3 separate regions of the Homo sapiens genome follow, and all the other regions are linked to region 2. A link is a loop called in an ENCODE intact Hi-C map of the cell type or tissue named here. Cell type or tissue: heart right ventricle. All regions are shown on one strand. Region 1 has its middle 16 kb from the start of RNASE2. Region 2 has its middle 33 kb from the start of RNASE3. Region 3 has its middle 1.8 kb from the start of RNASE7.

The links. A loop is a pair of places that touch in the nucleus more often than their neighbours do. Peaks named below come from ENCODE experiments on the same cell type or tissue, not always from the same donor. Only the 100,000 strongest peaks of a DNase experiment are listed, where the experiment ranks them.
Region 1: it touches region 2 in a loop (10-fold over the local background); 83 of 110 quality-filtered maps call a loop at or near these places.
Region 3: a loop joins it to region 2, with 11 times the contacts of the local background. A loop is called at or near these places in 44 of 110 quality-filtered maps.

Annotation. Positions count from the first base shown.
Region 1 is chr14:20,970,585-20,973,084 of GRCh38, reverse strand. No RefSeq gene overlaps it. Among named protein-coding and RNA genes, the nearest start is that of RNASE2, 16 kb to the right of the region's middle. RefSeq lists an enhancer at 1,284-1,973. In heart right ventricle, CTCF peaks have their summits at 1,491 (motif pointing right) and 1,990 (motif pointing right); DNase peaks (open chromatin) are centred at 1,484 and 1,984; H3K4me3 peaks cover 1,410 bases; H3K27ac peaks cover 1,455 bases.
Region 2 is chr14:20,856,816-20,859,315 of GRCh38, reverse strand. No RefSeq gene overlaps it. Among named protein-coding and RNA genes, the nearest start is that of RNASE3, 33 kb to the left of the region's middle. In heart right ventricle, a CTCF peak has its summit at 1,479 (motif pointing left); a DNase peak (open chromatin) is centred at 1,495; H3K27me3 peaks cover 445 bases.
Region 3 is chr14:21,039,309-21,041,808 of GRCh38, reverse strand. It overlaps a transcript of NDRG2 not described here. Among named protein-coding and RNA genes, the nearest start is that of RNASE7, 1.8 kb to the left of the region's middle. In heart right ventricle, a CTCF peak has its summit at 1,521 (motif pointing right); a DNase peak (open chromatin) is centred at 1,567; H3K27ac peaks cover 1,450 bases.

The sequences.
Region 1 (2,500 bases), 110 kb before region 2:
TCAGTAGGAGTTATGAGGGTTGTGGGGGCACTCCTTGCATTGGAAGTAACACCTCCCACCCCAACAGATTAATATTCCACTCAGCAGTATTAGGCACAGTGGATAATTCCCTCCTTTTTGATGAGGATGACCTGAGAATGGGGCTTCTTGTGACAGGAATAGGGACGAAAAGCGTTGTGAGATCAGTCCTGGTTCCTCAATGCAGGCAGTCATGTCGAGGCTGCGTGATGGTCTCTGGGATGCCCCTGTCTCCTGGCTCTTTCCTTACCATCCAGGCCTTTCATTCTTAGGCTCCTCACACGTTTTTCCTCTTGCCTCTGGTAACTTGATGTTAGAGGTCCCCAGGAGTCAGTCATAGGTCTTCTTCTCTATCTGCACACTATCCCTTGGTGATCTTATCCAGTCTCAAGGTTTTAAATGCTGTTGATTCTCTAACAACTCCCAAATACATACTTCCAGCCCAGCTCTCTTGCTTTGGACTAGTACATCGGACTGTCTATTTGACATCTTCACTTGGAGGTCTAATAGACCCTTCAGACTTAACATGTCCCACATTAGCTGGGTGTGGTGGCACACGCCTGTAACACCAGCTACTTGGGAAGCTGAGGCACAACAATCGCTTGAACCCGGGAGGTGGAGGTTGCAGTGAGCCGAGATTGCACTGCACTCCAGCCTGGGTGACAGAGCCAGACTGTCTCAAAGAGAGAAAAAAAAAAGCTACCCATTGCTTCCCCCATTCTCCTTCCTGCTTTATTTTTTCCATAGAGCTTATCACCTTAACAGTCTGTGTAATTTACATATATGTTTATTGTCTGTGAGTATACATTATGTGTCTAGGTCACTAGAATGTGACCTCCGTGAAAGCAGAGATTTTTTTTGTACGTATGTCCTGCGTTCTCTGATGACTCCCATACCTCTAACCGTACCTGGCACATAGGTACTCAAGAAATGTTTGCTGAATAAGGCTCCTCAAATCAAGAGCCCCAGTAGGCCGTATGAATGCTGCAAAATAATTGTACTACAGGGACCCATTTGTGGGAATACTCACAGCACTAAAACCCCTTAGTTAAGAGGGATCTGAACAGCCTAAGAGGTTTCTGCCTAACTCCCGGCAGCAACTTCGCAAAGCACTATAGCCACCACACACTGTCCCTGAGATGTCAGAGTCACTGACGGATTTGGGCCCCAGGACAGCCTTTACCAGCTGCTGGTGTGGCCGAGTCTCCATCCACGAGTCCTAGACTGATAGGTTCACTAAGGTATGCAGAAAACCCCCACTCCTCATGTGACAAGTTGCTGGTGGCCCAACCCCCTCTTTATCAGTAGGAACTTCAGCGCTTCCTGACGATGCTTCCTTTCCGGAATCCTCACCCCTCTCTACTCAGCCCGCGGCCTCTCTCACTTCTACTCCAATGGCTGAGCGTCCTTGGCGGCAGAGCGGCACCAGCGGCCCTCGGCGATCCGCGATGACCGCAATGTGTAAGTGCGCCTTCCAGCCAGCAGAGGGCAGGAGCGGCTGCGGTGTCCCAAGCCGGGCTGGTGCGGGCTCCTGCCCGGCCCGTTTCTCTGCTGGTTCCACCTCTCCCCTCAGCTCCCCGCTTCTTCCAGGGCGGGAGTGAGGGAGGGGAGGAGGGCTGGGGGAGTGAGCGCGTGCGGGTGTGCGCGTGTATGGTGGTGCAGGGAAGCCTGTGCTTCGGGAAAGCTTTCCCGGGATGATGCTCTCTGGGCTCATGGGTCCGATTTGCCCACAGCAAATGTCTGTACTATGCAGACATTGAAATAGAATGAGGTCCACTCTCTTCCGATGGCGGGTCACAGGGTCCTGGGAAGGGGATCTGAAGCCCCTCCACCGAGCCACCTCGCTTCCTTTATGGAGATAATCCCCAGACTTGCCCTCACTGCTCTGGAAAGAGCTGCCTGGAGGTGGGGCAACTCCTCCCGCGCGGCCCCTTAAGTGCTGAGGCTGATTCCAGCCGCCGCCACAGTGGCCGGCAGGGGACGCTGCGCCGCCGAGACCCAGCGGGCCGAGAGGCACCAAAGCCGTGTCTCCTGGTTCTTAGCTGAGACGGACTTGAACTTCCAAAAGCCTCCTTAACCACCGAGGAAGCAGGAGAATGAAGAGGCTTCAAATAATGAGCGCCTGCTGTATGCCACGAGCTTTCCATTGCGGAGGTGGCTGGATGTGCAGAAGGAGGGCAGGGCGAGGAAGGAGAGACGGCTGCCCCACTCTCGGCCTGTCTGCCGCGGGCTGCAGGCTTGGGGTTTGGAGGTCAAGTCTATGCTGCATCGCTAGAGTAGTTTACAGTTGTGAAATTCAACTGTAAATTGAAATTCACAGCTTCGTTCTTAAACTTTCTATTACCAGGGACCATTCCTCAGTAGGCTCAGAAAGGGCTACAATGAGGTAGGCTGTTTGATTTTTCTTTTACATATACAGATACGTTGTAAATGCAAATGGCAGAGGTAAATTCAAATATTAGGAGGGCAAATGTAGCGAAAA
Region 2 (2,500 bases):
ACATTAGCTTTTTTAGGTAACAAGGCTAAGCTTATTGTCAGACCTGATGCATTTTCATCTTTTGATGCATATGAACTTTCTTTTCTACAGGATTAGGGGATAGAGAGAGGTAACTACAGAGTATGCCCACTATTCTATGGAGAATATTTCCTCTTTAGGTTTGCTGTGTCCAGAGTCTTAGCTTTAATTTAATTAAGAGATCACCAGGAAAAAGACACACGTATTCATCCATGTCTCCCTAGCACCTGGATCTGCATTTGACATGAGGTGGACTTCTGTGTTTATTATTCCCCATCTTCCTATCCAGCTGGAAAGTGGGTCTTACCTCTGTGTGTAAAACAAGATCTATCACTCCCAAACCACATGTGCACACACACACACACACACACACACACACTATGAACTGAGTGCCCACAGGAAAGATACTTATTGGTCAGTCATCCTTACCCAGCACACTGGACACCTGGATTTAAGTAAGTTCATGATGATGGAGAAAATGGAGAAAGTGAATTGAATTATTTGTAAGTCCATGCTTATGGAAAAATGAGGAAAGAAATAGAATTATTTAGTCTGAAGCTCAGAAAGTGAAGACTTTAAATCATACTTACCATGCTTACAAGGGTGATTGTAGGATATAATATAATGAACAAGAATAAATCTTTAAGACAGGGACAGATCATGCTTGAACATGTTATTTAGGTCAAGAGATCTCCATCTTCACTATAGACTAAAGGAGAAGAGATGAATGTAAACTAGGGAGGCTTAGACAAACCTAGGAAGTTTCCAGGGAATCTGCTGTCTCTAGACTTGACAAAGGGGCAAAAAACACCTCTCTCTTTACTCTTCTGATTCTTTGTATCCATTGGAGGGGGAAGGTGGACTGTGTCACTGAAGACCTTTCATCTCTGAGTCACAGTAAACATCCCAAGAAAGCAGTCCAAAATGATATCCTGAGAAGTCTACTTGAAGTCAAGTAAAATAATAATTAATGTGTACAACTATATCCTAGGCTTAACCTCAAACCTGTGTAGCTAAATGGGAGAGTTAAGAGAAGGGAGAAAAGGTGAAAATCGTACTGTGTTAGCATCCGGCCACCAAATAGAGGCAAATAAAGGAGATACTTGCTTTTTAATCCTGGTGCCAAGGTCTCTGGATAGAAAAGGCTGGTGTAAGTCAGGTGTTGTGGGAGGAATTTGCCTCTGAGGGATGGACAGTGGTTCACATGGCCAGATCAGGCAGCAGATGTGTGCCGATGCTGGCGAAGCCTTCGTCCTTACAAGAGACAAGTCAAAGAGACCCGAAGTAATGAAGAGAATGCAGAGGGTGGAGCCTCCAGCAAGCACGAGTTGAGGAGTAGTCTGGGGTTGTGAAGATGGGTATTTTTACAAAAGCAACCACATTTGAATTTGTATCTTTGATGAGAATTTTTGCACACTGAGTCTTGATGTCCTCAAAAAAGAAAATACAATAATAGGAGAGCGCCCCCTGCCGGCAAGCAGTGAGCTAGGCATCTCTACCTCTGAGCCTGATTGACCCGGCTCCCCTTCCTCGGTTTAGAAGGTGCACAGAAACCTTAGCTGAGCTGCTTCTGTTTCATTCTTGAGGGCGTGGGGGTTTTCATGGCGGTCCGGATCTTCTGTGCCTGGAGTCAGCCTAGGTTCACCATGCTGCCTCTCCTCTGCATTTTTCCTCCCCTCCAACTTCGCCCTCAGTCTCTCTCCAATCTCAACTTTGCCACACTTTTCAAGAGGCAATTTATTTTCACCAAATTTCAGGGTTCTCAAAAGACAGTAAGATTAAGTTTGGCTTCATACACTTCCTCCTTTCCATTCTGCAGATATCCTAAGGAATTGCAAAAGGGTCTGGCTCTCTGCTTGGAACTAGAGGCATGAGGAAAATACAAAGAGAAGAAAGAAAAAGTAGTATCTCAGCAAACTATCCTGCCTCACATATGTTCTTTAATTTTCTTGCTGGAAAATCTCTGGGCCCTGTCTCTATGCTCTTTCCATCTCAGGGTCCAGAATAGGGAGAATATGAAATTATATCCATGTGGGTGTAATATCAAATTTACCTTGAACCCCAGTATTAGATCCTGACTTGCAAAGACAATCTCTGAAAAGGTAAAGGGGTCTGTATGTTGGGCGCCTCAGTTGCTCTTTCCTGGCCTAACTTAAAGAAGGGCTTTGAAGTGTGTGTGGTGTGTGTGTGTGTGAGAGAGAGAGAGAGAGAGAGAGAGAGAAAGAGAGAACCTTAACTGGGAAAGGGGCTGATTTTTTTGATGATTATCTCTTCCTCAGTCTCAATGTGGATGGGGAAATTTCCACTGTGTGGTAGCATTCGTGAGAACCACCCTTTCTACTCATTGCCAAAAGTTAGAAGTTATTGTTGTACAGATTTTTGTTAGTTGGGAAACAAGATAATTCTATAAAAATGTGGAATATTTCTATTAGAATCATTTAAAAAACAAATGCCCTTAGACTGTGTCTTTTTGCTCTCACTA
Region 3 (2,500 bases), 180 kb before region 2:
ACAATGATTCACAGGCCTCTCCAGTTCCAGGTACCAACCAAGGCCACATGGCTTTAGCTGGAGAAGGCAGCCAACACCTCTCAATTTCACTTGTTCCCTCCCTTTTTTATTGAAAATTGCAAAAATTTAATACTGCCCAAATGTTTGTGTTTAAAATGCTGTTGCTGCTCTCGACATCCTGCCTTAGTGCTTCCTTCACCTTGTATGTCCTGTTCCTTGTGGTGGTTACAGCTGTGTGGAGCATCTGGGTCAGTGCTACTCCAAGCTCTTGTGAGCTTGGAATATGACACTCAGGAGAACCGAGACACCAAGGCAGAGAAGCATCACCCTCTGTGGGTGAGAAGGCCTGTAAAACTGAGATGAGGAATATTTTTGTTTTCAGAATTTACCTGTAAGTAGTAGGCAATCTCAGAATCTTGGGCATGCTTCATTCATGTGGTCAACAAACATTTATCGAGCATCTACTAAGTGTCAAGATACTTGGGATATATCACTGAACAAAAAAGGCAAAAATGGCCAGGTACGGTGGCCCACACCTGTAATCCTAGCACTTTGGGAGGCCATGGCAGGAGGATTGCCTAAGGCCACGAATTCAAGACCAGCCTGGGCAATGTGGCGAAACCCTGTCTCTATAAAAAATTTGAAAAATTAGCCAGGCATGGTGGTGCATGCCTGTGGTCCCAGCTACTCCAGAGGCTGAGGAGGGAGGATTGCTTGAGCTTGAGAGATAAAATCTGCAGTGAAAATCATGATTGCACCACTGCACTCCAGCCTGGGTCACAGAGTGAGACCCTGTCTCAAAAAACAAACAAACAAACAAACAAACAACAACAAAAAACAAAGACAAAAGTCCCTGCCTTTGTAGAGCTTACATTCCATTGGAGAAAGACAGTAAAAAAAAATACGTATACTTTGCTCAAAGTGATAATGGCTAGGGAAAAAAGTAGAACAGTATAGGGGTTGGTGGTCAGTAATTTTACGTAACATCGTTGAAATCGCTGACTCTGGGGCAGAGACTTGAAGATAAGAGTGAACTTGTGATTATCCGGAGGAAGAATGTTCCAAGTGAAGAGACTAGCACTGCAAAAGCCCCAGAGCAGACAGATGCCTGAGGTGTTGGAGGAACAGCAGTGTGTCCAGTGTGGCTGGAGCAGGTAACTGAGAGTTCAGAGAGGGACCAGAGACCAGGTCATTGGGAAGACTTACGGACCATTTGAAGGCCTGTGGCTTTTACTCCAAGCACAGTAGGGAACCCTGGAAGGGTTCTAAGTAGATGAATAAAGAACGTGTCAGCTTAAAGGATTACCTGGCTGTTGTGTGGATTATAACTGTGGAGAAGTCGCACAACCCATCCTGATCATAAAGTTTGTGTTCTGGTCCAGAATTTATGATTCTAAGTCAGGAGGATGGGGAGTTTGTTTTGAGGCCAGGAGGACATTATTTTAGTAGCTGGACAGCACAGCTGTGGGTTGGGGGTCAGGATGAAGGATCTTTAGAAGCAAAAGTGGTGCTGGAGATGAGAAATGCCACTAGATGGCAAAAGAGAATCAAGAACAAGTTCACACAGGCCTCTGGCTCTTCTGGTTTGTCCTCAGCGAGGCCTTGGTTGGGGGAGCAGCTGTTCACTTCTTTGTTAAGGTATCCCAAACTTTGCAGGCTGAACTTCTGGATAGAAGTTCTGGATAGAGAATTATGCCCCTGCTGCCGTAGAAACATGAATGTTAGGAGATAAAATCCACGGTTTAAACCAGGCTGTGTATCAAATGTGTATCAGCACAGGCCAGTCTAGCCTTTGGAGTGGAGGCTGGATGGAAGGCTGCAAGCTCATTTGAATGCCTAGCTTGGTCTCCTTTCTACTTCTCATTATCCTAGAGTGGGATGTTTTCAAGCCATGATTTAAATTTCCCTCTACACTTGTGTTTTCCTGATATTATAATTATCCTAGTTTGCTCTTCAACTCGAGTATGCTGGGCTGCGTAGAAGGCTGCCTTAGGACTGTGTGAAAGTGAAATAAACATGGCCCTGCTGCTTCAGTCCAAAGGGAAAAGAGAGTAAGGTTTTAAGTTTGCACATGAAAATCGAAATTGAGTCGTACCTACCATACGTGCAATTCAACTGAAATCTTTGTTTTGCCTCAATTATTTGGATAAGGGAGGTGATTTTGTTTGTGTGCCCAAATTATCCAGCTTCCAAGATCTGCTTCACCTTGTACTTGGTAGGCTGATTTTGCTATTTTGGCTTCACTGCATTCATGGGGCAACAGAAAAAGATGGAGGAAGGGGGACAAGTTTAGGAAGAACAAAAAGATTCAGGCATCAGGCCAGGGACTGGTTCAGGAGTTTCACAGGAGGAGAAGAAAGACTCTGAGAGAGAGAGCAAGAGCAGAAGACAAAACAGTGGGAGAGAAGACAGAAGGGAAGAAAAAGTCCCTTACACCAGCAATCTCTACCCCTGCTTCCTTCTCATTCTATCGTCGAAGTCACTTCTGTTGGCCCAGCTT